4 separate regions of the Homo sapiens genome follow, and all the other regions are linked to region 3. The links are chromatin contacts, found by Hi-C or POLR2A ChIA-PET in ENCODE. All regions are on one chromosome and are shown on one strand. The core of a region is the stretch at or near the end of the contact, and the rest is flanking DNA. Distances in the headings are between cores, read along the strand shown.

What was found. A loop is a pair of places that touch in the nucleus more often than their neighbours do. ChIA-PET counts read pairs that join two places held with the same protein, here RNA polymerase II (POLR2A). Pooled maps may share reads with other maps.
Region 1: a pooled map shows a loop between it and region 3 (5-fold over the local background). The contact joins two enhancer-like sites. A Hi-C loop is called at or near these places in 1 of 37 single-sample maps with no recorded cell type and 2 of 50 pooled maps. POLR2A ChIA-PET finds 5 or more read pairs at or near these places in 1 of 52 experiments (B cell).
Region 2: a loop to region 3 is called in a map with no recorded cell type, with 4 times the contacts of the local background. The contact joins two enhancer-like sites. A Hi-C loop is called at or near these places in 1 of 168 maps with a recorded cell type or tissue (HepG2), 1 of 37 single-sample maps with no recorded cell type and 5 of 50 pooled maps.
Region 4: a loop to region 3 is called in a map with no recorded cell type, with 2.0 times the contacts of the local background. The contact joins the promoter of PRRC1 here to the enhancer-like site in region 3. A Hi-C loop is called at or near these places in 1 of 37 single-sample maps with no recorded cell type and 3 of 50 pooled maps. POLR2A ChIA-PET finds 5 or more read pairs at or near these places in 1 of 52 experiments (HCT116).

What each region holds. Positions count from the first base shown.
Region 1 is chr5:124,452,533-124,456,005 of GRCh38, reverse strand. No RefSeq gene overlaps it. Among named protein-coding and RNA genes, the nearest start is that of LINC01170, 16 kb to the right of the region's middle. Within about 2 kb of position 2,170, at least 5 of the 41 ENCODE cell types and tissues checked have a DNase peak (open chromatin) inside an H3K27ac peak, as active enhancers do.
Region 2 is chr5:124,653,717-124,656,805 of GRCh38, reverse strand. All of the region lies in intron 3 of ZNF608 (zinc finger protein 608), which reads left to right. Among named protein-coding and RNA genes, the nearest start is that of ZNF608, 91 kb to the left of the region's middle. Within about 2 kb of position 1,370, at least 19 of the 41 ENCODE cell types and tissues checked have a DNase peak (open chromatin) inside an H3K27ac peak, as active enhancers do.
Region 3 is chr5:126,352,530-126,355,989 of GRCh38, reverse strand. The region is part of intron 1 of LOC124901056 (a long non-coding RNA gene); the gene reads left to right. Among named protein-coding and RNA genes, the nearest start is that of GRAMD2B, 69 kb to the left of the region's middle. Within about 2 kb of position 1,594, at least 9 of the 41 ENCODE cell types and tissues checked have a DNase peak (open chromatin) inside an H3K27ac peak, as active enhancers do; they include HCT116, where a contact is called at or near this core.
Region 4 is chr5:127,515,648-127,519,217 of GRCh38, reverse strand. It overlaps PRRC1 (proline rich coiled-coil 1), which reads right to left and starts at 1,578. Exons shown (of 9, transcript NM_130809.5): 1 at 1,442-1,578. RefSeq lists an enhancer at 1,401-1,580 and a silencer at 1,641-1,710.

The sequences.
Region 1 (3,473 bases), core at 921-3,420, 1.9 Mb after region 3:
GAGTTCTCAAATTGTTATCTTTCCTTAACGAAGAAAGGTGACAGGGTGAATTAGTTCTTCCTCCTTCAGAATAATGCTTTCCACATATCACCCTCTGCTGTGGTTGAGCTCCACCTACCTGGGAAGGCAGGTTATCCTCCATGACAGGGGAGACATCTGCAATATCTCTGCTCAACCAGGATTGTCCACCTTCATAAAGTCACAACGGCATTGAGATGCGGCTTTTCTTGCTGCATCTGTTTTGATGCAAAACCTACAAATGGAAAAAAGAATTTCCCAATCCCAAACACTCTGGGAAGCTCTTTGATCTTCTGTCTTGCAAGATGGGGTTCGAGTTTTAAGAAACAAATTTTTATGATTGCAAAGACCTTTGATGAGGCAAATAACATGCGGTAAACTAAGGAGTGATTTAAGATTTTGGTTTGCTAGGTTTCAGGAGCACCCCCCTTCCTTCTAATGATGTAGTGGAACATTCTCCACTTCAGTGACTTTTAAACATCGATGTTATTCCCCAGCAAACTTTCAAAATTGGTTTTATTTTTCTTACCTAACTGACGATTATAGGGTTCCTGTGAATTCTCTGCTCTTAGATAAGTTAGTGTTTCTGGATACAGAGAGTACTTGTTGGATGTCTGTTGGCTCAGTAGTTGTGTGTCACCCTGAGGCTCTGACTTAATTGGCAGCTCCACCCATGGGCAGTGGTGCCCCAGCAAGGGAAGGTGGGAAAGTTAGGCAGAGCAGAACGGCTGTTTCATTAAGTTCTCCTGACTACCTGGATTATTTGCTGTCTTAATCCCATCTTTTTTTTTAATTAATTTATCTTTTTATTACACTTTAAGTTCTAGGGTACATGAGCACAATGTGCAGGTTTGTTACATAGGTATACATGTGCCATATTGTTAACCCCATCTTTCAGGGCAGTAAAAAATAAAATAAAATAAAGATATTTCAAGGTGAAGTCTTACGTGATTGCTCCATAACTGTGGATCTCCTAAAAAGTATTTTTTTATGTGTGCCCCTCAACATTCTCAGTTGCCAGTGTGCCAAAATCGGATGAGTTGTAAAAGGTAAATATAAATTGAAAACAAAAGTGCCTACTGTAATATCTGGCACATAGTATTAAATAAATGTTAGTTGATACTGAACTATAGAGCCTTATACACAAATATCCTTCAAATGGAGAATTTTATATTGTAAAAGTCACATGATTCTCTTTTTATGCTGCCAGCAGTTCTCCATGATGGACATTCTAAATATTGAATATTATTATCTTTATTTTTGAAATGAAAGGGACGGGGAAAAAAATGTAAAAGATTAGCCTAAACGACGGTATGTGGTCACAGACAGAGGAAGCAGTCGAAGACTGATTTGTTTTATTCCATTTCATTTTTATTCAGAAAGGCAGAGGTGAGTTAGTTTTATAGGAAGTTGCAGTATCCAACTGTATTTTGTTTAATTTTTGAAACAATTTTGCTTATGTGGGTTATACTCGCTTTTAAGGTTTATTCCTGTTGAAACATGTAAATCTGGTTAATTAAAAAACTGCTGTGAAGTATTCCATTCTCAAATTCTCAAGTTTCTTGCCTTTTTTTTTAATAGTTAAAAAATTTCATTCCTTACTAAAGCAGGAATGTGTATGACAGTCATACAAGGCAATATTTCTCATGCTGGTCAAGATTTTTGGTTAAAATCTTAGCAAAGTCGTGGCAATCTTAGGAATTTAGATTTTCAGACACTGAGTAGTTGCATAAATTGGACAGTGGTTCTTTGATTTAGTTTTGTACGTGTATTCTAAGTAAGTTATTTATATAAATTACTAAACCTAACTCAGTATTTTTAATCATAATCTTCAGCATGCATCATTATATGTTGTAGAGGAAAAGAGCTTTTAATCTAGTGGAATTCCAAATCATCTGTGTTGCCGTTCCTGAGAGAAATAGATAATGTTTGGGTAATGGTTATCATGCAGTTGGTTTAGATGACTGTTGTGAACTGAGTGTTTGCATCTGCCCAAAATTCATAGGTTGAAACCGAAACCCCCAATGTGACTATATTTGGAGATAGGACCCATGAGATGATAAAGGCTAAATGAAGTTAAAGAGTGGGTTCCTAATCTCACAAGGCTGGTGCCCTTATAAAAAGAGGAAGAGAGATCAGAGCTGTCTCTCTCCATGTGAGGACACAGCAAGAAGGCTCTTGTCTGAAAGCCAAGCAGAGAGCCCTCAGCAGGAAACAAACCATGCTGGCAACCCCAAACCTGGACTTCCCAGGCTCCTTCACTGTGAGAAATCAACCTCTGTGGTCTAAGCCACCCAGTCTGGTATTTTGTTATGGCAGCTCGTGATGACTAATATAATAATCGATGTATTATAACACTTGTGGGGACCTCACAATTTTAAGGAGTGACAAAAACATGAGTCGTCCTGGGTTTTGTTTATACTCTGTGTCTCAGAATCAGTGAAGCAAAGAAGTTGATGCTGGAGTAATCTCTGCTACATCCTCAAAATGGCCCAATGAGGCCAGTGTTGAGAAATAAATTTATCGCTGCACATTATTATCATTACTACCTTAAGGATGAGGAAACTTACTTGCCAAGAGTCACACAGTTAAAGTACAAATTCAGAGGTCTTTCTATACCACACTGCCTTTTAGTTTCAAAATTCTGTCCTGAATCATTTTATTGGTATGACTTGCATCACCCTAAAGAGAGCTCTGATCTCAGGGAAGCTTTGTGCAAAAAAAGGGAACCATAGGAGCTGGATGACATTTAATTGACCCAGAAACTTCTAAAAATTCCAAAGGTGATGTTATGTGGAGTTACATGCCACTTACAGAAACCAGCTTCCAGCAAGTGGCTTACCAAGACTAAGGAGGTAGCAAAAGGTAACTGCTGAAGGTGAGAGAGTGGCTTGGTGCAGTGATTTCAGAATAGAATCTATCAGTCAAGGTCCTGGCAGGAAGAGTACTTTCAGGCTGGGTGTTTGATGAAAATTTCTAGGAGAACATGAACAGGGTTTTCAAAAAGTGACTAAGGCTGGTGTAGCACCCCTAAGGGGCATTAAGAATGCAGGGCCATTATTATCCCAGGCCTGAAGAGGACAGTGCGGGTGAGCAATTATAGGAGCCCAGAGAGAGAATTGTGTGGAAAGAGCTCCTGACAGGAGCTTTGACCTTCTGTGGAGAGTCACAGCCTGTCCACAGCGACCCTCATTCTCTTCCTACCCTCTGCACTCTGCAAACCAGGGGAAGTGGGGCAGTGGCTCAACACAAGCAGAAGCCAAAGGACAAGGGAGTGCTGATAGCTATATAAACCTCCTCCTGTGCGTGCACATGCATGTACACACACACACACGCACGCGCGAGAGTATAGAGAGAGGATCTGCCTGGACAGGCAGTTCAAATGTATCAGACTCCTTCATTGTGGCCCCTCAGTACTCTATGATCTGGCCTATCCCTGCCTTCCTGCTCACCAC
Region 2 (3,089 bases), core at 121-2,620, 1.7 Mb after region 3:
GTGTGTTTAGGGCTTATTCTGTGTATTTAGGGGGAAAATCCTTTCAGATTTTTTTTTTAAAAAAGGATTTCCATAGATTGTATACCAATGACCAAATGTACTTTTGAAAGAGATAAGTACAGTCAAGTAAGAAAGATTATCATGTTTTAAAATGCAGAGTAGAACAGCATTTTTCCATTGCTTTTGTTATTGCTTAAGGTTTCATTTTTTGTTGTCGTTGTATGTGGATTGGGTTTAGATGAACCAAAAACAAGTCTGTGTTCAGATTAACCTCTGGCAAACCAAGAATCGTAACTACCCTCCCATAAACAAACCCTGTTCCTAATGCCCTGAAAATAACACCAAACCCTAATAGGAATGCTCAACTGTCATCTGAGAGGTTATAATTAACGCAGATAGAGTGATGCCAACATATTCCAGCCGCTGACAGAGAAGATCTATCCAAACCAGCAATTTTTAGCCCTTCAGTCCTTTAATCTTTAAGCTCACTGTGCTTTCATAAAGTAGTACATTAACACCAGAGCAGTGTGTCTCTGGGGTTTATGACTGGGGTGGCGGCACACTAGGGCATAAAGTGTTTCATTACACTTCCTTTTGTTAGTACTGCCCTATCTCCCAAGCTCCATTGCCATACACTATTTGTTCAGATAAAGCCCTATGTTCAGGGTGACTAATCGCAGCACTGTGTTCCAGATGGTTTGATTACAGGATGTGTTTAAAGTGACTCTTCAAACATTCAGCCCAGCGGTAGGGCTCTTTAAAAAAAAAACATACTGCATTTTATGGTCATGTGACAACACTTACTTTTCCTGTCCTAGTGCTCTATATATACTTGGCACAGGTAATGGGAAAGTCCCTCTGATTTTTGGCTGGCAGGTATTTTATGAGCAACCTTAGTTGTACATTTTAAATTTTCCCAAATAATTATATTTGAAGAAGGATCTGTCTGAAGGTTATAAGCTCCGAGGCTGGAACAGCGAAGCTTGTGCTATACAAGATTCAGCCTTTACAAAGTACCAGTATTGAATACCACAGAGTGACGACAACATAATAATGGGGGGAGGGAGTCCTGAACAAAGAAATGGTGATAAATCATACCTTGCACAATAGTCACGTTGTGTAAAAATGGAGGGTAATATGATATCTGAAATATATGAATTTTATCCTGTACTCATGAAATCAGCATATTGTGACATTTTGTCACCAATGTTTCACTAGAAAAAAATATATAAAAGGAAAGAAATGTGTAAACTTTCTTTTTTAAAGGCATATGGCATGAATGGGTTACCATTTGGTGTTATTCGAATGAGGTTTCTGTTTTCTGCCTGGATGCACATCAAATGCATCCAGATGTGGTAGTCTGAGAGAGTTCAAAAAAACTTCTGTCTGATTCCAAACTCAGCATTTGCGATGCTTGGCAAAGACTTCTGTCCCGGGGATGAGGCACTTTAAAGACTCTGAAGCAGTCTTTAAACTCAATACAAACAGAATTATGTCAATCCACTGGGAAATCAGGCATTTGCCCCGTTCTTGAGGAAACAGCTTCACAAATACCAGAAATAATAATTCATAAACCACATTTATAACATCTTGGGAGCAAAGCCTCTCCACAGAGAATGTCTATCATCTATAAAACTAGTGGGAGATTATGCTTATTGAAAAAGTATGGTAGTAATAAAAGGAAGTCACTGAGTAGGATTCAGTCTAGACTCTCTCTCTCGTCAGTCCTCGTGTAGTTAGTTCCTAGGTGTTTAATGAATTCTCACTATTAGGTAGCCACTGTGCCGCCAGGGGTTGTGGGTGCAGACACTGCTCCTATTTTCAAGGAGTGTCATCTAGTTGGAAGAGTTAGGCATACTGTGTATACAAGCAGAGTAAAATATTATGGGGGCCATGTATTACGGTAGGACAAATAGCCTTAAGTTCAGACCTGGGAAGTTCTCCTTGTCATTCAGGGTCCCAGATGAAGGAGACTCTGCCACCTTTATCCTGAGGACTTCGAGATCACAATAGCCATTTCCATTGCAGCCAGACAGAAAGGGATGAGAGGTTCTTATGGGCCAGGCCTGGAAGTGGCCCACATTCATCAGTTCTCTCACTTGCTTTCTGTAGGACTCAGTCACATGGCTGCATCGGACTGATAGGGAGGCTGAGAAGGAGTCTAGTTGTGAGCTCAGAAAGGGGAGGGAAACATGGCTCGTACGTTTCCATCAGGGCAAGAACTGTGTATGCAGTGCTGTGGGGATCCAGGAGAGAATGGCTGTCTTTTGGCAGTGTGCCTGGTATGCGTGTGTCTAGGGCAAGGATTCACAGAAGTGAGAACCTTTGCATTTGTCTCCATTTGCTTCTAATTCATTAGGAACTTTAACTTTCCCTAGGGATTTGGACTAAGGCATCTTCAAGGTTTCTTTTAGGGGAATTAAAAATGTGACATGAAGAACGGTTGAAGAAACTTGTCTAGGCTGGAGAGTAAAGAAGACATAGAGGCTGGGTGTGGTGGGTCACACTGTAATCCCAGCATTTTGGGAGGCTGACGGGGGAGGATTGCTTGAGGCCAGGAGTTCAAGACCACCCTGGGCAACATACTGAGAGCCCATCTCATTAAAAAAAAATAGGAAAAAGACAGTGAGCAGGAGGTGGGGAGAATGCCAACATGGTCATTATCCTTGCCTGGATGAAAGGCTGTTGAGTGGATGATGGGTGGACTGCATCTGCAGGGTATCAGGAGGCTCAGCCAGGACCAAGGTATTCAAAGACAAATTTAGTTTAACACAAGGAACAACTTTTTAACAAGATGGCTGGAAAATAGGCAATCCTGGGGGAGTGCTGGTGAAATCTTCTATCAGTGATGAAGCTGGAGAGAAAAAGGACACACACACACGCACACAAAGTCCTGAGGGTGTTGCACCAACAGTGCAGTTGGCTTCCTGGTCTTATAGCTATTGCGCCCTTGGAACTTTGGCCCATCATGGTTCTTTACGCCTCTTACTATCTTGCAAGCTTTAGGCTTCTACTCCTATTGCCAGTTCTTTGGAACTTCCATATTTCTCATTCAGATTCCCAACATAAGTCCCTGTTGGGCTGGCTGC
Region 3 (3,460 bases), core at 345-2,844:
TGTAAGGACAGACCAGTAAAGGGCTTCCTCATCCACCTGGTTGATGTAAAAGCAATTTAGGTGTTGTTGATTTCTCTCATGCCCTTGTTCCCCACGTGCAGTTCATCAACAAATCTTATCAGCTGTGCCTTCAGAACACATCCAGAATTTCAGTGCTTCTCTCCACTGGTATTCCTATTACTAGTCCAAGCTGCCATCTGTTATCTAGACTATTGCAGCAGTATTCCAATTGCTCTCTTCCCACTTGTATCACCTCTACAATCAGGATCCAGGATGATTTTAAAATTTAAAAATAAGAAAAAAACCATGTTACTCTTCCCTTTAAAATCTCCTAATTTTCTATTTCACTAAATTGCAACCTCTGGCCCTGCTCAGGTCTTTGCCCATATCTCCAGCCTCATTTAGCTCATGCTTCCTTTCATTGGTTTTTTTCCTAATCTGCAATATACCACACTTGTTTCTACCCCTGGATCTTTGCACCTGCTCCGCCCACTGACTATATAGCTTCCTTTCTGGCTCTTCTTGTCATCATTCAATTTCAACTCAAATGTCACCTTCTCAGGGAGCCTCCCCTGACTACAATGTCAAAAATAATCCTGGCTTGTGCAGAAACTATTACACCTCTCTGCTTTATGAAGTAAAAGAGTTGTCACTCTATCATTATCTTGCTATTTTTTTCCTCTGTACATTTCTCACAGCTAGAATGCAAATTCATGAAAGCTTATATTTTTTTGCTTTGTTCAACCCTGTGTCCCTACACCAATGTGTATCACAGTGCCTGGTACATATTGTTGCTCAATAGATATTTGTAGGACTGCTATGGTTTGAATGTGTTCCCTCCAAAATTCAAAGGTTGCCAGTGTGATAACAGGTGAGGCCTTTAAGAGATGATTAGGCCATGAGGGCTTCTCCCTTGTTAGTGGGATTAAGGTCCTTATAAAAGAGGCTTCGTGAACTGTTTAGTTAGTTTGCCCCTGTTCCTCCTTCCGTGTGAGGGTGTGGCCAAAAAACCCACATCAGAAGCCAGTGCCCCGATCTTTCCCAGCCTCGAGAATGGTAAGAAAATACATTTTTTTTTTTTTTTTTTTTTCATGAATTACCCAGTCTCAGGTACTTTGTTATAGCAGCACAAAGAGACTAAGACAAGGATTAATAAAATGTTATTTGTCTTGCTCGGCTTTCTAGCCATTTCTATTCGATACACATTTAAAAATAAACATTCATGAGGATAAACACAATGCCTTGGAGCAGATTCCAAACACATAAACTCATCAGAAAAACTGAAATGAGATTATCATCTGCACAGGATTTTTTAATTGCAAAAATCCTGAGGATAAAGAAAGGATAAAACAGTTTAAGAAATTGTCAAATGCTTTTCCATTGAGGCAGTGGTAGCTTAAGAGTAATCTGATATTTAATAATATGACTTATTATTTAACTGATATAACATACCAAATAGTTGTGGTACATTCTTGAAGTCATTGTTTCCGGGAAAGGACAGGGATCAAAACCACAAACGGCTAAATATGGCTTTTAGGAACTGGTCAGACCATTCTTTCTTATCCAATCACTCATTGCCAATGAGGCCACCTCTTACAGTGGATTTTCCTCTTCTAAATATCTGCACTGAGAAAGTAAAAGGCTAAGGGAAGAGTACTCACACAACTTCCTCTCAATATCCCTTCAGAACGAGCCTGTCTGTTATAACCAAAATCCAAGGAGAAGCTGCTAGACTGATACTGAACAAAATATCTATTTTGGTGTGATGTAACCCTTTCCTACAAGTTGGGGAGAGGTCGAAGAGAAAGTGGATAAGAAGGAAAATGAACACACTGTATACTCAAAGGAAAATAGACATTGTACCACAAAGTTCCATCTTTGAATTCTTGGCACCATCTAGTGGATAATGAGTCCTAATTTAGAGACCAGTTATTTTCTTAAATGGTGGTTCTCAAACTTTCTTAGTATGCCTCACAATTGCACAGAACTTGTACAAATACCCCACACCTATACATTCTGATTTTATAGGTTTGGTGTGAGACTTGGGCATCAGAGTTTTTTTTAACAAGCTTCCCAGGTGATTCTGTTTTAATTGATTGTGAAATTCAACTATCTCTTTGGAAGTTAGCTTTTTGTTTGTATGATATTCCCTCTTTCTTTTCCCCTTGTAAAAATATTTATATGTATATTTTACATTGTAAAATCAAAGTGAACTGTGAGCAACACTATTCTGAAGTTTCTCTAAGAATTAAGTGACATATTCAAGTAAAAATAGGTGAGTGTGAACTTGGGGGTGTAGTGGGATAGCCCCAAACACATGTTGCAAATCAGTGCTCAAGTCAACCAATATCCAACTAAATATGACAAACGTCATTTGTAATCTGCCTATTTCAGGTATCATCTTCCAATTGCTCATTATCTGCTATCCACTGATTTTAACAACTTAAACTTTTTAACTTCTCATTTTGAACTCTTACAAGAGCTACTTCATCATTTCATCCAGATCGAACTATAATGCAATTAATCAAAATTAGAAAACTAACACTGACACAATACTACTTCATACACAGGCCTTATTCAAAATTTTCAGCTGTCTTTCTAGGCTGCAGTCCAACCCAGGGGCCATGTTGTATTTTATAAGCATGTTTCCTTAGTCTCTCCAATCAAACAGTTCCTTGGTCTTTTTTTTTTTCCCCCGTCAATAAATTTGAGGAGTACGGGACAGTTTTGTTTGTTTGTTTGTTTGTTTTAAGAATATTCCTCAGTTTGGGTTTTCTGATGCTTCTTTCTGATTAAATTCAGGTTTTGTATCTTTGGTAAGATCGCCACAATGATAATCTTTGTGTTGTTCTCAGTGCATCAGATCAAGAAGCACACGATGTCAATTTCTTATTGATTTAAGTTTTGATCACTTGGGGTTATAGAGGCTCCTTGGGTTGTTCTCTTACAAAATAATCCTATATCAGGTGGTTCTAGAGGAGATGTTTCTGATTGTCTTGTAAGTTTTTCCTGGGAAGACACAGTCCACGGATAAATTTAACTGAGATAACATTGTTTGAAAAGATGATTTATGGAGGTTCAGGGTTTGCATAAACAGCTTAGGAGGTCCAGGATATCTGTGCACTTCCTAGGAGACCTTTTACATCAGACTTTCTGTGGCTTCCTAAGGAAATGGATATTGATGTTATGACCTCAGACAGGGAGCAGCAGGTACAGCTGGCACATGGATTCACAAATGCTTGACTGGCCCTCTGATTTCAGCTGTGACTATACTGGACAATTCTCTGCAGGCTTCCACTTATTTTTAGCTGAGATTGTCTCACTTCAAGTGCTTCATCTAATATCTCAGGTATTAGATTAATTTATTAATCTAAAGAAAATATAAAGAAATTAGATTTTTGGTGCTGTAAGGAACTTTCTAGGCCATGGCACATGCCCAGAGGTCAGGGGAATAACCCTT
Region 4 (3,570 bases), core at 329-2,828, 1.2 Mb before region 3:
CCAAAGCTCCCTCTTTTCTTCATTTAATTTTTTATTGGTCATTCACCCTCTACTACAGATGCTCCCCAATCCTTACAATGACTAGTAGAAGTCCTATTGTAAGAGAATCCCTAACATTAACAAATGTGTCTGCAAAAGAAACTGTACAATGAATACAAAGTCATTAAGTGGAATAAATAATCAATTTCTTTGTCTTTAATGGCTTTTTATATGAAAACTGCCGTAATGGCAATACTGAGGTAAATTTTACATGCATAAACATAGTGCCTTCTACTAAAAAAACCTATTATGATAAAACAATACTGAAGTGTCAGAGTTGGTAACTGTTTTAGGGCTCAAGTCTTGTCACGAAAAGTACTATTCATATATCAACACTAAAGAAAAAGTGAAGAAAATGGTTTGGAAAACTGAGTTCTCAGTCCGGCTAGACCCTGTTGTTCCAATTTGCTTGTGCCTTGGTTTTTCTGTTAAAAAAAAAAAAAAAAAGTGGATGTCTATTTACAAGTTTACAAGAAATGGAAGAGTGAAGCTCTGATAAACTTTAAAGCATTAAGAGCAATTATTGCTGACCTACTCGTGCCACAAGATTGTCTCTACTACCAAACAGTGAGCGCTAGTTAGAGCCTAATCTGACCCCGAAATAAAATTTTATAAATTTTCACTGAATTAAACACTGGCTGCACAGGAGAAAGACTGAATGCCAAGATGTGTCACGATCGCAGAAATGCACATGTTGTCTCTCAAAATAACTACTTCGAATGACAAAAACACTATTGGCTATAAATTCTGTCAATCTAGGAAACGTGCTATCTGCAAATTTGCCTGAAGCAGGTCCCAAGACCAAACAAAGAAACGAGAGAATGCAAAAACTCTCCCAAGCGGCGCTAAGCACCGATGGGGTAACCTCAGGGAAAATAAGCTTCCTTTCATTGCAGGTCCTGGTGTGATGACTCTCGAGCCTCCTGGGCCTCTCCAGGGCCAGAGCGGCCGAAATCCTGTTTCAGGAGACAGCGGCTTCCCCTCAGGCTCTGCCACGTCTCCAGGCCAGACAGGGCCGGGCTAAGGTCCGCCGGCGCTCCCGCCAGTCTCCCCTAAAGTCAGCGCCCTGGAAGGTGGGGCCAGAGCGCTCCTGCCTTGGTCCTTGGACAGGAGCAAAGTGTCGCGGGGCGAGACCCTCGAACCGCGCCCACCGTGCCATCCCCAGCGGAAACTGCTCACCTTGCGATGTGCACTCCTGCCTGCTGCACCCCGCACGCCGCCACAGCTGAGCCTGGACCACGGGACTAGGGGGCTCGCAAACGACATCGGCGTCCAGTGGCGCCGGCCGGCCCGCCCACCTTCCAGGGACACCGTCCCTCGGGGTCTGGCTCTGGCGCCTGCAAGCCATGCCATGCCATGCCACCCCCCTCATACACGCCCCTCGGAGCCACCTGGCGCTCACCTGGGGACCGGGAAAGTGCCTGCGTGGTCGCTGAAGAGTGTGGTATGATAGGGAGGTCGGGACGTAGAACTACAGCTTGGAGAAGACAACGAAGGCGCACCCTGGAAGTTACCTCGGCGTGTCCCCGCCTACAAGATGGCCACGGGCGGCGCATGCTCCTGCGGCTGCCACGTCGGCCGCGCGCCGCACCGCGCCGCGCGTCGCCGCCCCGCCCCGCTCCGCCCCGCATCGCATCGCCCCGCTCCGCCTCCGCATCGCCCCGCCCCCCCTGTCCCATGCGCTGTGAACCCGGCCGGGACGCTGCAAGTTAAACTTTGGAGCCAAGATCTTCCTAACTACCGAGACTTGGTTCTGCCCACACCCTCTAGAAACATCTTCCAAAGGGCTGGCCTCCTTTCTACTTCGCAGCCCCCTTACACGAGAGTGGCACTCTTGTTACCAGGCGTAGCTCACTCATCCTGTGCCACAGCGGCCCAAGGGATAAGATCAGTTAGCCAAGGTCATCTGGTTGGCGGTCATCTAGCCAACATCAGCTAGTCCAGTCAGCACCTCCAGGAAGGACCTCGCGGCAGATACAGGGGACTTAGCCTGTATAGTCAAAGATTTCCAGATAACAGTGATTATATCAGGAGAGAGGGATTAGGAGAAGAGGGAGAGGGGAGAAGAGTAGCAGTTACTGTACTGAATTTTTCCCCAAGTGCATGTATTGCACATTCTTTTTTTAATTGTAAAATAGACAGATTATCAACTTTCTTATTATATGCTGCACCTAACACAGTACCTGAAATAGTTGGTGTTCAATAATGTACATTAAATAAATTAATGGAGTGCGATAGAGGAAAATAAGGAACTTCAAATCAGAAGTCTTGATTTGAGTCTGAGACTACTCTAATGCCAGTTGTACAGTTGCCTGCCCTTGTACAGGTCACTTAGTCTCCATAAGTCTTCATATTTCTACCTGCAAACTGAGAATAATACTATCCACCATCCCTAAATCAGGCAGGTGACAGACTCAAATAAAATAGAGCATATGAAAATTTTTTAAACTTTTTGTCTTTTTGAGATGGTGTCTTGCCCTGTTGCCCAGGCTGGAGTGCAATGGCGCCATCTCGGCTCACTGCAACCTCTGCCTCCCGGGTTCAAACGATTCTCCTGCCTCAGCCTCCCGAGTAGCTGGGATTACAGGCACAGGCCACCACACCCAGCTAATTTTTGTACTTTTAGTAGAGACAGGGTTTCACCATTTTGGCCAGGCTGGTCTCGAACTCCTGACCTCGGCCCGCCTCGGCCTCCTAAAGTGCTGGGATTACAGGCGTGAGCCACCGCACCTGTCCGAAAACATTTTTTAAATTGCTTAGCATTAAATATATAAAAAATTGTTTTTGTTGTTCTCAATTTTTTTTCAGGAACTCACTTAGAGATTTCACATTAATCTATCTCTTGAGCTTCACAGTTGTAAGCATTCCAAAATACCTCACTGAAAAGTTAATACTATGTAGCAATACTCTGACTTCAGATCTCACTGTGCAACTACCATGGGCGGTTTTCTTTGGCGGTGGCTCCTATCCTCTAAGAATGTGTGTAGGTGGAGATCCAGGTTACTGTCCGGATCGTGCTGTTTGGGGTGGTGCTAAAGACAGATAACCATCTTCATCCTCTCTGATCAACACCCTTAATAGCTATAAGGTATGTTGGTTTCTCCATCCTTTCAGCAAATATTTATTAGTGGCTGCAATGTGCTGAGCATTGGTACTGGAAATGCAGTAACGAACAAGACAGACAAGGTCTTGATACCTAGGGAGCGTTCTTTATAATAGGAGAGAGGGTAGGAACAGGAAAATAAAGTAAGTACTGTTTGTGATGTGCAGTTTGAGGAGTCAACAAAGAGTGATGTAATATTGACAGTAATTGGAGTAGACCACTTCAGATAGGATGAATGGGCAAGGCTTCTCTGAATAGGTGAGATGTGAGCAGAGACGTGTAATGCAGCAGGCCTGTGCTTATCCGGACAGAAAGAAGGGCATGCAAAGACTTAAGGATGGAGTGTGCTCGGCATGTGCGCAGACAACAGGGAAGCAGGACTGTGAGAATGGTAAAGAAGACAGGACAGGGAGTGGGGCCAGATCGTG